Linked DNA regions of Mus musculus: region 1 is linked to region 2. Evidence: chromatin contacts called from ENCODE Hi-C data. All regions are on one chromosome and are shown on one strand. The core of a region is the stretch at or near the end of the contact, and the rest is flanking DNA. Distances in the headings are between cores, read along the strand shown. Region 1 holds the start of Cadps (Ca2+-dependent secretion activator). Region 2 overlaps Cadps (Ca2+-dependent secretion activator).

Region 1 (5,500 bases), core at 2,495-4,994, 42 kb before region 2:
CAGAAAGCTGGCAATGGTGTAAAAGAACAAGGGGGACCATGGTCTAGCCCCAGCAAGCAGCAGAACTTGGTAGCTTTGGTCATGTGACTCTGGATTTAAAGTTAAGACTAGAAGTGGTTACTGGGACAATTGATGCTGGTTAGCTGGACCTAAGAAATTAGCAGTGATCAAGAAGAAACCAGCATCACTGAGGTGAAATCTTCTGGGAAGTGTTTTCTGAGAGCATAAACTAGCTGTGTTCCAGAGATAGCAAAGGTGTACCTTGCACTGCTGCTGGACTTGATAATGTGTAAGAACCACCCAGGTAGTACTGGTTTTGAAGGCATGAAGGGGTCATGAAGAACAGCTGAGGCTTGGCACTGTGACAGGCCTTAGAAGGCCACTGGTAAAGGTACAGCCTCCGTTGCAGTTGATAGCTCAGGACTGAGAGTCATGCAAAGAAGTTGAGGCTTGGACCATGAAGAGAGCCTGTGAGAGGCTATTGGTGAAGCCTAGTTACAGCATAAGACTCCAGGGAATTAGAGATGATAGTACCCTGGGATGATCATCAAGAACAGCAGCAGCAGTGGAGTAGAGTCAACTGGAGCCTAGAGTGCTACAGAGGTCAGAGCTGGAGAAGAGATACAAGCCCTTAGGAAGAGTCCAGAGGATGATGTGTGGATCCCAGACACTGGAACAAAGAAGGTGTAATGTTGAAGTTACTTTGGATACCCTAAGATGCTAGAGATATCAGAGCTGTGGGATACCTGTTGAGGAAAGCTGCTAACAGGGAGTGGAAACAGTCCAAAAATAAAACGTTTGTTGCAGTCAACAAAGATGAAAGGAGTTGAAGATATGAAGATATCAGATATGAGATATCAGATATGGAGATGCAAAATTTGGAGTTTGCCCAGCTGCTTTTCCGTCTTGTTTGGTCCAGAATTTACTTACTAGGAAGTTTTGAATGATAGTGTATAGCCTATGATAATGGAAGCATGCTATCTGATTTCTGATTTTGATTTTTAGAGGATTACAGTTAAATGATTGGAAGACTCTTAGAAAAGACTTTGAACATTGTATTTTTAACATTATTGAGACTGCTATAGATTGTGGGACTTTTGAATTTGATCCAAATATATTTTTGCATTATGCTATAGCTAGCTATGTCCCACTATATGTTTGAACAATCCTATGGGAGCCAGGTGGTAGTTTGAATATGCTTGGCCCAGGGTGTGGCACTATTAAGAGGTATGGCCTTGTTGGAGTAGTTGTGGCCTTGTTGGAAGAAGTGTGTCACTGTGGGGTGGGCTTTGAGACCCTCCTCCTAGCTGCCCATGAGCTAGTTTCTTCTGTTTGCCTTAAGAACAAAATACAGAACTCTCAGCTCCTCTCTCACCATGCCTGCCTAGCTGGACACTGCCATGCTTCCTGCCATGATGATAATGATCTGAATCACAGAACTTGTAAGTCAGTCCCATTTCAGGGTTTTCCTTTGTATAAGTTGTCTTGGTCATGATATCTCTTCACAGCAGTAAAACCCTAACTAAGACACTATCTAAACTGTAGATTTCTATCTTTAATAAAAGGTGGATATTGCATTTCTACATTAAGGACTATTTGGAATAAATAACAATCCCCCAAAATCTGCAAAAGTATAAAACCAAGCAAAATCTTATTACATCATTTCATGAAGTGTAAATAGATATACAGACAGAATTCACATCACTGTCTTCACTGTGTAATAATTAAATGTACAAACTGTTACAGGGAACATATTTGATCAATTAATGATCTCTGTCTGGTCTTAGCACACTTTCCTCAAATTAGTTCCTTCTCCCTAAACAACCTCTTTATATGCTAAGCGCAGTCTCTCTGTATGGTCAAATGCATTATAATCCAGCTTTCTTTGTCCTCTTCACTCACCCATAGGGGAGCTCTACAAAGCTCTGTACTTTTCTTCCTGTGTCCTGTCATTACATCTCTCTGAGTCACCACTTCAACCTACAATATCCATTCCCCATGTTCCCTCTTGAAAGTTTCATTCTCTTATTTGATAATATAGTTCACTATATCCCAATTTGCTTTATTCATGAGAACCTTTTTCCATTTACAAACCTAGATTTGTTGACATTATGTTCGAAATAAACGTGCCGCACTTCTTTGTGTCTCCCAAAGGAGAATATACTCTTGTGAGAATCTTCTGAATGTTCCATGTCCAGAAGCACTTAGAGCAGTTCATTAACAAAAAAAAAAAAAAACAACCAAAAACCAAAAACCAAAAAACAAAAAAAAAACCAAAACAACAACAACAACAACAAAAAGCTTACTAACAGCTGTTGATCCACTGACTGGATTACCATAGTTTTCTGCTCCAGACAAACTGGTAAACATGTTTTATTTCCTCAGAAGAGTTTAATAGAACTGGTAGACTGTCAAAGTTTTCACACTGTTCAATTTTAAAATGTTAAATGAATTTTAAAAAGTGGGCCATTAAAAAATAAAGGCCATAAAAGCTTTATCTTTTATGTATGATAAAAACCAAATACTAGCAGTGAATATATTACTTAATTCAAAAAATGAAGAGAAATTTTTGGAGTGAAGTACAGATACATTTTGCTTTGAGTTCATTCACATATTTAATCAGGTTTACCAGAAAGCTTATAGTAAAACTCGTGGTAGATTGTAAAACACAGAACAACAGTTGTTATTTAAAATTTAAAGTCATGCTACTCATTTATAAAAAGCAGCTGATAAGGGAATTAGAAAATATGCGAGCATACAAGCTGAAGACTAGGTCTTTAACTGGTTTTCTGATGCATCTAAATTCTCTGGTTAGGTTCAGCACGCTGGCCAGCTCCCCCGTGCCTTCTGGTCCCTGTTGGCTTAAGAAAGGAAGGATTCCAGAATAAAGGCATCATCTGTATTAATAATGACATCATTTATATTAATAATGACAATTCCACAACTCAAAGTAAAGACAGTGTAACAGAGACAGTAAATTCGAAATTGCTGCTGCCGAGTTTGGGGGGTGTCTGATTTGGTGTGTGTGGTTCCTGTTCCTTCCCTCAGATCTTCATGGAGGAAGGAAGGGCTGAACAGCCAGAAACCTGGCAAGGTTCAGCAGAAAATACACGGACTTCTAGAGACTGAAAAAAGCTTCACTGACTTGGAGTTGGGGACGTTTGATTTCTACTTAAATAGCCGAACTTCATGATCCATACATTAATTCACTCTGATTTGATGCATTTGTATTTTACAGTGGTATTGATTGTTGGAATAGAGGTTTACACAGATGGAAAAAAAAAAAAAAACACACACTGCCTCCCCTTCCCACTGCTCCCTCCCAGCCACCACACCCCAGTTGAGAAGTCTGAAGGTAACATCTCACTGAATTCCTCTTTCTGTGACCTTTGGACGCCTGCAGAAAGCCTGGTTTTTGCTGGTCAGAAGCTACCATTGGCTTCTTTATTTTCCCTCCCCACCCCTGGAGGGAAAAAAAAAAACTTTTTGTCCCCGGGAGGGGAAAAGAGGACGAGGTAAAGAGAAGTGGTCTAAATAGGACAGGGGGCAAGGAAGACTGGGGGGCATGAGGGTCAAAAGTAGTGAAGCTCTTTTGGGGCGCACCGCACTTCCCCCCTCTAGGCCTTTGCAGTCGCCCTCTCCGCCGCGGACACTGGAGAGTTAAGCCAATAAACACGTAAGCGCCGCTCGCTCCCCAATCGGCAAGATGCCTCTCCTGCTCTTGGCTGCATCGACAGCTTGCAACACTCGGCATCTTTTCTGGAGGCGCCTTCTTCAGCGGCTGCAGATGGCATCCGGCTGCGGGCTCCGGGCTCGCAATTGATTCTCGCCCTTGCCCACCTCGGGTGCACACACGCACCTCTCCCTTCTCCTCCTCCCCTCGCGCTCCTGGGTCTGCGCTCAGCTCGCGCTCGCCGGGCGGAGGAAGCAGTCGCGGCGGCCGAAGCTGAGCAGCAGCGCTCGCTCTCCCTGACCTAGGAAGAAGCGCCTACCCGGACAGCCGACCCTTGGCTGCCTCCAGCGCCCCCCACCTTTTGCACCCCAAGGCGGGGGCTCCGGGGACCCCCCTCTCCCAGGCGCTACCATGCTGGACCCTTCGTCCAGCGAAGAGGAGTCAGATGAGATCCTGGAAGAGGAGAGGGGCAAGGATGTGCTGGGCTCGGCCGCGTCTGGAGCGCGCCTGTCTCCCAGCCGCACCAGCGAGGGCTCGGCAGGCAGCGCCGGGATGGGGGGCAGTGGCGCCGGGGCCGGGGTGGGCGCCGGCGGCGGTGGGGGTAGCGGCGCGAGCAGCGGCGGCGGGGCCGGGGGGCTGCAGCCCAGCAGCCGCGCCGGCGGCGGCCGGCCTTCCAGCCCTAGCCCGTCGGTGGTGAGCGAGAAGGAGAAGGAAGAGTTGGAGAGGCTGCAGAAGGAGGAGGAAGAGAGGAAGAAGAGGCTGCAGCTGTACGTGTTCGTGATGCGCTGCATCGCCTACCCCTTCAACGCCAAGCAGCCCACCGACATGGCTCGGCGGCAGCAGAAGGTAGGTGCGCCGCGAGGCCGGGGAGCGGCGCCTTATTGTCGCCCGGCAAGCGGGCGGGGCGAACAATAGGAACCCGCGGCGCAGCTGGCTAGGAGGAGCTGGGGAAGGTGAAGACCGCGCCCTGGGATTAGGGGCCCCGTCTTGCCACCGCCCAGCTTGACTCGGGAGATGTCCCTGGGATGTGACAGGGGCCTACGGCACAGGGCTGCGCGCACGGGCCTCCCTGTGGGGGGAGCCAGGCGGGAAAGTCCCGCTCGCTCTGTGACCTAAGTGGCGCGGGAAGTGACTTGCAGCTGGCAGCTCTCACAGAGGCCTTGTCTCTTTCGGAGCTCCCTGCGCTCCCGAGTGGCGGCGGCTGCGTTGCGCTCTGGCCCGCCCTCCGGGGCGTGCACTAGGCGGGCGCAGGCTCCTGGCAGGTCAGGGCGCGGGTGTGGAGCTCTAGCATCGCTGGACTCTTGGGGCAGCGGGCAGCCGCAGGGGCACGCAGGGGAGAAAAAAAAAAAAGCCAGCCCAGGAAGCGAGTTTTCCAGTGACTTAGCCAAGGGCGCCCCCTCCCAACCTGGTCAGCTGATCGCCACCTAGGGTAACCTAGGGGTCGTCCTGCAGCAGCGTTTTCCTCTTGCCAGTAGTCCCTCCAATCCTTTTCCCCTTCTTCATGGATCCCAGAGCAGGGGCGCGCCTAGTGGGTCCCTGTGCCTGGGGTTAGCACTTCTCTCATACCCTCCTTTGACCATCTTCTCCTCCCAAGGTGACTTCGCCGCCACCTTCTGGCTTCGCTGAGGCTCTCCAAGTCCTCTTGTTACTGGATTGATAAAAGTGCAGCTGCAAACAGCTTCTCAGTTATAGTCATAAAAAGCTTTTTGTGTCTGAGGCAGAGGCAAGGCCATGCTGGCTTTGAGCTACTTTTGATGGGGGGGTGGGGGGTGGGGCATTACTATCTCCAACCCGAGAAAGGACAAAAGGGAGGTGAGGTCACCAGGG
Region 2 (5,249 bases), core at 1,592-4,091:
CTCCACAGAACATGTTTAATCTGATCTTATGTCTGGGCTAAGTACTGCCAATCACTCAGTGTGATAAGTGCATCATAGGAAAGGCCATGAGCTGAAGGGCATAATCACAAGATGCTCTCAGCTGTCTCCCCCGGTTCCTGGAAGGAGACTGTTCCTGAGTCGATGTCTGACGTTTCTAATTAATTTACCCATCTCTCTTCACTCTTTCTCGTCCTGTATTAACTCTCCTAAGAAAACACACAGGGCAAGAACAAAAGCAACTGCTCACACATTTTCAGTATTCTATCTCTGGGTTTCTAGGTATATTCAAGGCGAGATTGTTAGCAGATGATTGTGGTTAAAGTGGACCAGAAGGAAGCTTCGAGCTCTGATGGGAGGCCGGGCCAGGGGGTGGTGATGTGCTCTTTATGTTGAAGATGATTCTGGCTTATAAAAATGTCAAAACCCAGAAACGCAACATGGGTAACTTGCAGCGGGCTTAAATGATACAAAGATAGTTTTCAAAGACAAGCAAGAACTGAATAGTTCAGAAGATCTCAAAAATGAAGATCCATACAATGTCAGATCTTTATCTGAGAAACACTATTGTGTGATGACGCTTTTGACCTCCTGAAATGGAAACTGTAATGCCCTGAGACAGGTGCACTGAGAGAGCCAAACACAGGACAACATAGAAGCAGAGTAAAGAAGCCATGCTCCTGGCAGTGGTACACAGAAGAGACGGAAAAAAATACTTGTAGAGAAGGAGCCCTTGTCTGCTGAGAGCAAGTTGACTATTAGGTGGAGTACTGCAATGATGTGGGACCCTCCTTTCCCTCTTTCATGCCCATCCACATTCTTCTCTGGACTATTATTATTATTATTATTGAAAATAGCTATCAGAAAGTATTCATTGAATAAAAAGATCGTAGAACTAACAGCAGTTTCATGAAGACTTGTCCTATTCATTGCTCTTAGCCAATCTTATAGAAGATCATCTCCCAAGTGTTCAGGCCCCCACACAGGCAGGCTCTGGACCTGGGGTTCCCACGAATACCCAGTCATTTCCAGTCATCTGGGTTTCACAACTTTAATCATGGCTGAACTGATAGTAGCAATCTCAGTGATTCTTGCAGTTGGCTTGTTTTGTGAGTGTGAGGGATGGGTTCATATGAGGCCAGGCTAGCTTTGATCTCATGAAAACCCTCATGCTCCAGTCTCACTAAATCTGATATTACAGATCTGAGCTATGCACCTAGCATTCTAATATCATTTTTATGTCAAGAAATGAAGGTCTAAGATAGTATCAATCTGGTGTATATTTAGATCATTAAATCAAACCCCTAAAATTTTAATAAGCCATTAATTTTTTTATTAATCTTGAATGCTTGTATAACAAACGCTGTACTAAAGCACCTCTCCATGAGCATCTAATTCAGTTGTCTATGAAGATCTAACTCTAGAATAAATAATGATAAAATACTAACATGCATTCAATATAGCTGGCAATGGCAGAGACTATGAGTAAATGAAATCTCAAGTGAGCAAGGTGAAATCAAATCAAATTCTTAAATAAAATGCGGTTAAGTCAAAGAAAAAATTTCCATCTATCAGTAGAACTGGATCTATAGCTGCCAATTTTCAACTCCGACTAAAAAATGGGGTTTGAATAAGAAATAAGCCCTAAGCCTAGTGTGCATTATGGGTAACTTTTAAGAGTCTATTAGCATATAGTTTGATGTTATTAAAAACAAATAGAGACCTAGTATGGCTCCCAAACTGAAAACATATACTTGGAGCACTAAAAGGTTATTAATATTCAAGAGTATACAAGTATATTGTGTATTTGTTTACATTTTATACAGATCCTAATAACTGAGGTTTTTTGAAAGAAGCTAAACACTATGGCAAAGTCCATTATCTCAATGACCAATTGAGCATTTGGCCAGTTCCTTGTCAGTCCACACACACTTTACACCCAGTGAAACTAAATGATGACTAACAGAATATGAAATGTTTTATGGTTGCTACTGTACAAGCTGAAGCATGACACTGATAGGGTATGAAGAGCCAACATTGCCACCTAAGATTGGTTCTGTGACTATCAGAGAGCTTAGCTCTCCACCCAGTCACCTTCTGTACACATTAGTGAACATTCCTGGAAGGCAGAATCCAGTTCTCAGATAGGAGTTAACATGTTGAATGCATTGTCAGTTACCATAATGACAAGGCCTGTCTCAGTGGGGATGCCCAGTTGCTGCCAGTTCCTGAAGCATAGGCTACTCCTGAGTTCTAGCTGATTTATATACTTTCTGCAAACTTCACCTCCCTTCTTGCAAAATGTCCTTCTGGGTTTATTGGATTACTGTGAAGATCAAATAAAATGAGATAAGATGTGCATTTAGTTCGTAAGTTTATCATATCAATTACCCTACGTAGCAAAAAGAAGCAAGCACCTCTGTCACCAACAATGAGCCGCAAAGCTGCCATCTCTCTCCCCCTTTAAATATACTAGAGTCTGGACCATTTGTGTCAAGGTGTTTTAATCCATTTAGGATTTTTGTTTAGCCCTACTATTAGGAAACCTCTTAGTGAGAGATTTATATTTGACAATGTCAAGTAACATGGTCATTTATCAGCATCTGATTTAATTAACAATGGCACTCAAATTAATTATTTTCTGATTATTCATAGAGTTTTAGAAAAAATTGGACTAGAGAGTCCTATAGCAAATACAAACATGATAGTTTAGGGATGCAAGCCTAAAGGACATCGGATTGGAGGCCAGACCCCACTAGTGATGGGACCATAGGCAAAGCAAGTCACTTTCTTATTCTCAATTATCCATAAGATGGGTGCTTAGCACATGGCTATGCTGAGGAGCAGATGATAGTGCTTGCCTATGACATTGCCATAGTTCCCAATAAATCCACACTTGCATATTGTCCAGATTCCCATGTTTGCTTAAAAGTAGCAGCCCTACTTGGTTTACACATGTTGTTATCAGTGTGAGACAGTTTTTCATATTTTCAGACTTTGTGGAAAGATGTGGTAGGTACAATATTATTCAATTATGAGATAAAGTTGCTGTTTTGTTGTTGTTTTTCACACACCAGGAAGTGTCAAATCAAAGAACGGACTCTCCTGTTCTGCAGTGTGCTGACTGGTTTTGTCTCCATCAAATTACTTACTGAGTTGTAGTGTGCCATTCTAAGCCTTGCATCAAAACCAGGCACAAGCAGCTGGTTGATGTGAAATTTTTGGCACCCAACAACAGCTGAGGTGTATTTTTAAGTACTCCATCTGGCAACTCAGCAGGAAAAAAAAGAAAAAAGAGAGGAAGAGAGGAAGGAAGGAAGGGAGGGAGGGAGGGAGGGAGGGAGGGAGGGAGGGAGGGAGGGAGGGAGGGAGGGAGGAAGGAAGGAAGGAAAAGGAGGAAAGTCTCCTCCAAAGCAAAGAGGCTCTTCTTGGAAGTGTCACTTGAGCTATGAACAGGAGCATCTAGGTTCCAGTGACTTTTGTGGAAGGTTTGGAAAGATGCAGATGGCCGCTCTGTTTCTGAGTTCCCTTTTGACTTCTCAGTACACAGAGGAAGGTCTGGCATTTACAGCCATGTATACCCCAGGTTGTCCTTCTCAAACCACTCTGCCTTTCAAGACTTGCTGCCCCTTTTAGGGGGCTTTTACTTCGAGATCATTTTAATTTGGACGAGAGACCTTACATAACCTTTAGTCATTTTCTTCTAATGGACTGACTTGCAGTTACCACATCTCATCACTACCAGGAAATAGACATAAATACAACCAAGCAATCCGACTGAAGTTGTACCAGCTTTTCCTGCACTATGCCACCACATCTGCTCTCTTGGTGGAATAAAAACTTCTTCAGGGTTCTAAACGGAATTTCTCTTTCTAGATAGCTTTGAGCAATTGTATACATGCATATACATGCAGGATCAAAATTCCTCCTGTCACAGAAATCTTTCTCAGTCTCTCTCTCTCTCTCTCTCTCTCTCTCTCTCTCTCTCTCTCTCTCTCTCTCTCTCTCTCTCTTCCCCCCCTCTCCTTCACCACTTATCCTGTCCCTTGACTGTGAATACTTGGGATGTCACATTTCAGTTACTCATAATTCCATGTCCTTTTTCTGTTGGCTGCTAAAGCCTAAATCCTTTGAGATCAAGGATCTTGAAATGCCCTATGCTCCTGATGTCTTAAGTGGTACTAAAGCTTCCAGCTTAGGGGTGTGATTGTGTGTCTGTCCCAGTGAGGGTGGGGGAGTAGAAGACAAGTTTGGCTTGGGTCTATAGACATGACACCCCACAAGGGACAGAGTTGCTTGGTTTCTGATAAAGCCAGGCAGAGTTGTTTTCCAAGTTGGATTTTCTGTGGCCAGTAGAATTGCTGTTACTTGGCAAATGAAGAAGGCTTCAGGCCTAAACAATCAGAGTTTAAATCTCAGCCCTGTCATTAACCAGAGAAGTGGCAAATGAGCTAAGCTTTCTAAACCACTGTTTCCTTATATCTAAAAGATCAGAGAAGGAGATGAGAGTCTGGGCACACATGTAAGATACTTGAGAAGTATAAATGATAGGGGGAAATGAATCTCAAACGAGCCTACATCAGAGCTCCCTGAAGGATATGAAGGAACTCCAACCAAGAGTTTGGGATTGGGTAGGTCTGGGGTGAGGTCTAGTAATGTGTATTCCTACTAAGGTTACACATGCTGCTTCCGATAATTAGTTATGGAGTCGCACTTAGGGGACTCTGATGGTTCCTGATACTATCACACTCTAGCAAACCTCAACATGAGGACTTAAAGTGCTGGATTTGTGAAGAGAGGTAAAGCCCCCCCCCCCCAGTTAGTATGGATTAGGAAGTCCCTCACACATATACGCCTCCAAAGCAGATGAAGTCTGTGACTTTCTGGTAGAGAGAAAGGCACATGTAAGTGAGAAACATGAAACTAAATGCTAGAACGTTATGACACATGTTAGACATGGGCACAGAGCTGATGTTATTGTCTTTCTGCTTAAAAGCAATGCCATGAAGCCAGAGATAGTTCAGTTGTCTGTCTGTGTGCTGCCACCCATGCCAGGCAGCTCAGAACTGCTGCCTATGCCTCTAGCTCCAAGGGATTTGATTCTCTCTCCTGGCATCCACTAACACCCTTGTCCACACACCTACACACACACACACACACTCACGTGCACACACACACTCACTCACTCACGCGCACACACACTTCTTTGCTGGACATCTGCAGATGCTCCT

What was found. A loop is a pair of places that touch in the nucleus more often than their neighbours do.
Region 1: a map of left cerebral cortex shows a loop between it and region 2 (4-fold over the local background). The contact joins the promoter of Cadps here to the enhancer-like site in region 2. A Hi-C loop is called at or near these places in 3 of 37 maps with a recorded cell type or tissue (all left cerebral cortex).

Annotation. Positions count from the first base shown.
Region 1 is chr14:12,821,323-12,826,822 of GRCm38, reverse strand. Cadps (Ca2+-dependent secretion activator) reads left to right here and starts at 3,744. Exons shown (of 31, transcript NM_001042617.1): 1 at 3,744-4,519. The coding sequence starts at 4,085.
Region 2 is chr14:12,778,194-12,783,442 of GRCm38, reverse strand. All of the region lies in intron 1 of Cadps (Ca2+-dependent secretion activator), which reads left to right. Among named protein-coding and RNA genes, the nearest start is that of Cadps, 42 kb to the left of the region's middle. Within about 2 kb of position 2,841, at least 1 of the 3 ENCODE cell types and tissues checked has a DNase peak (open chromatin) inside an H3K27ac peak, as active enhancers do; it is left cerebral cortex, where a contact is called at or near this core.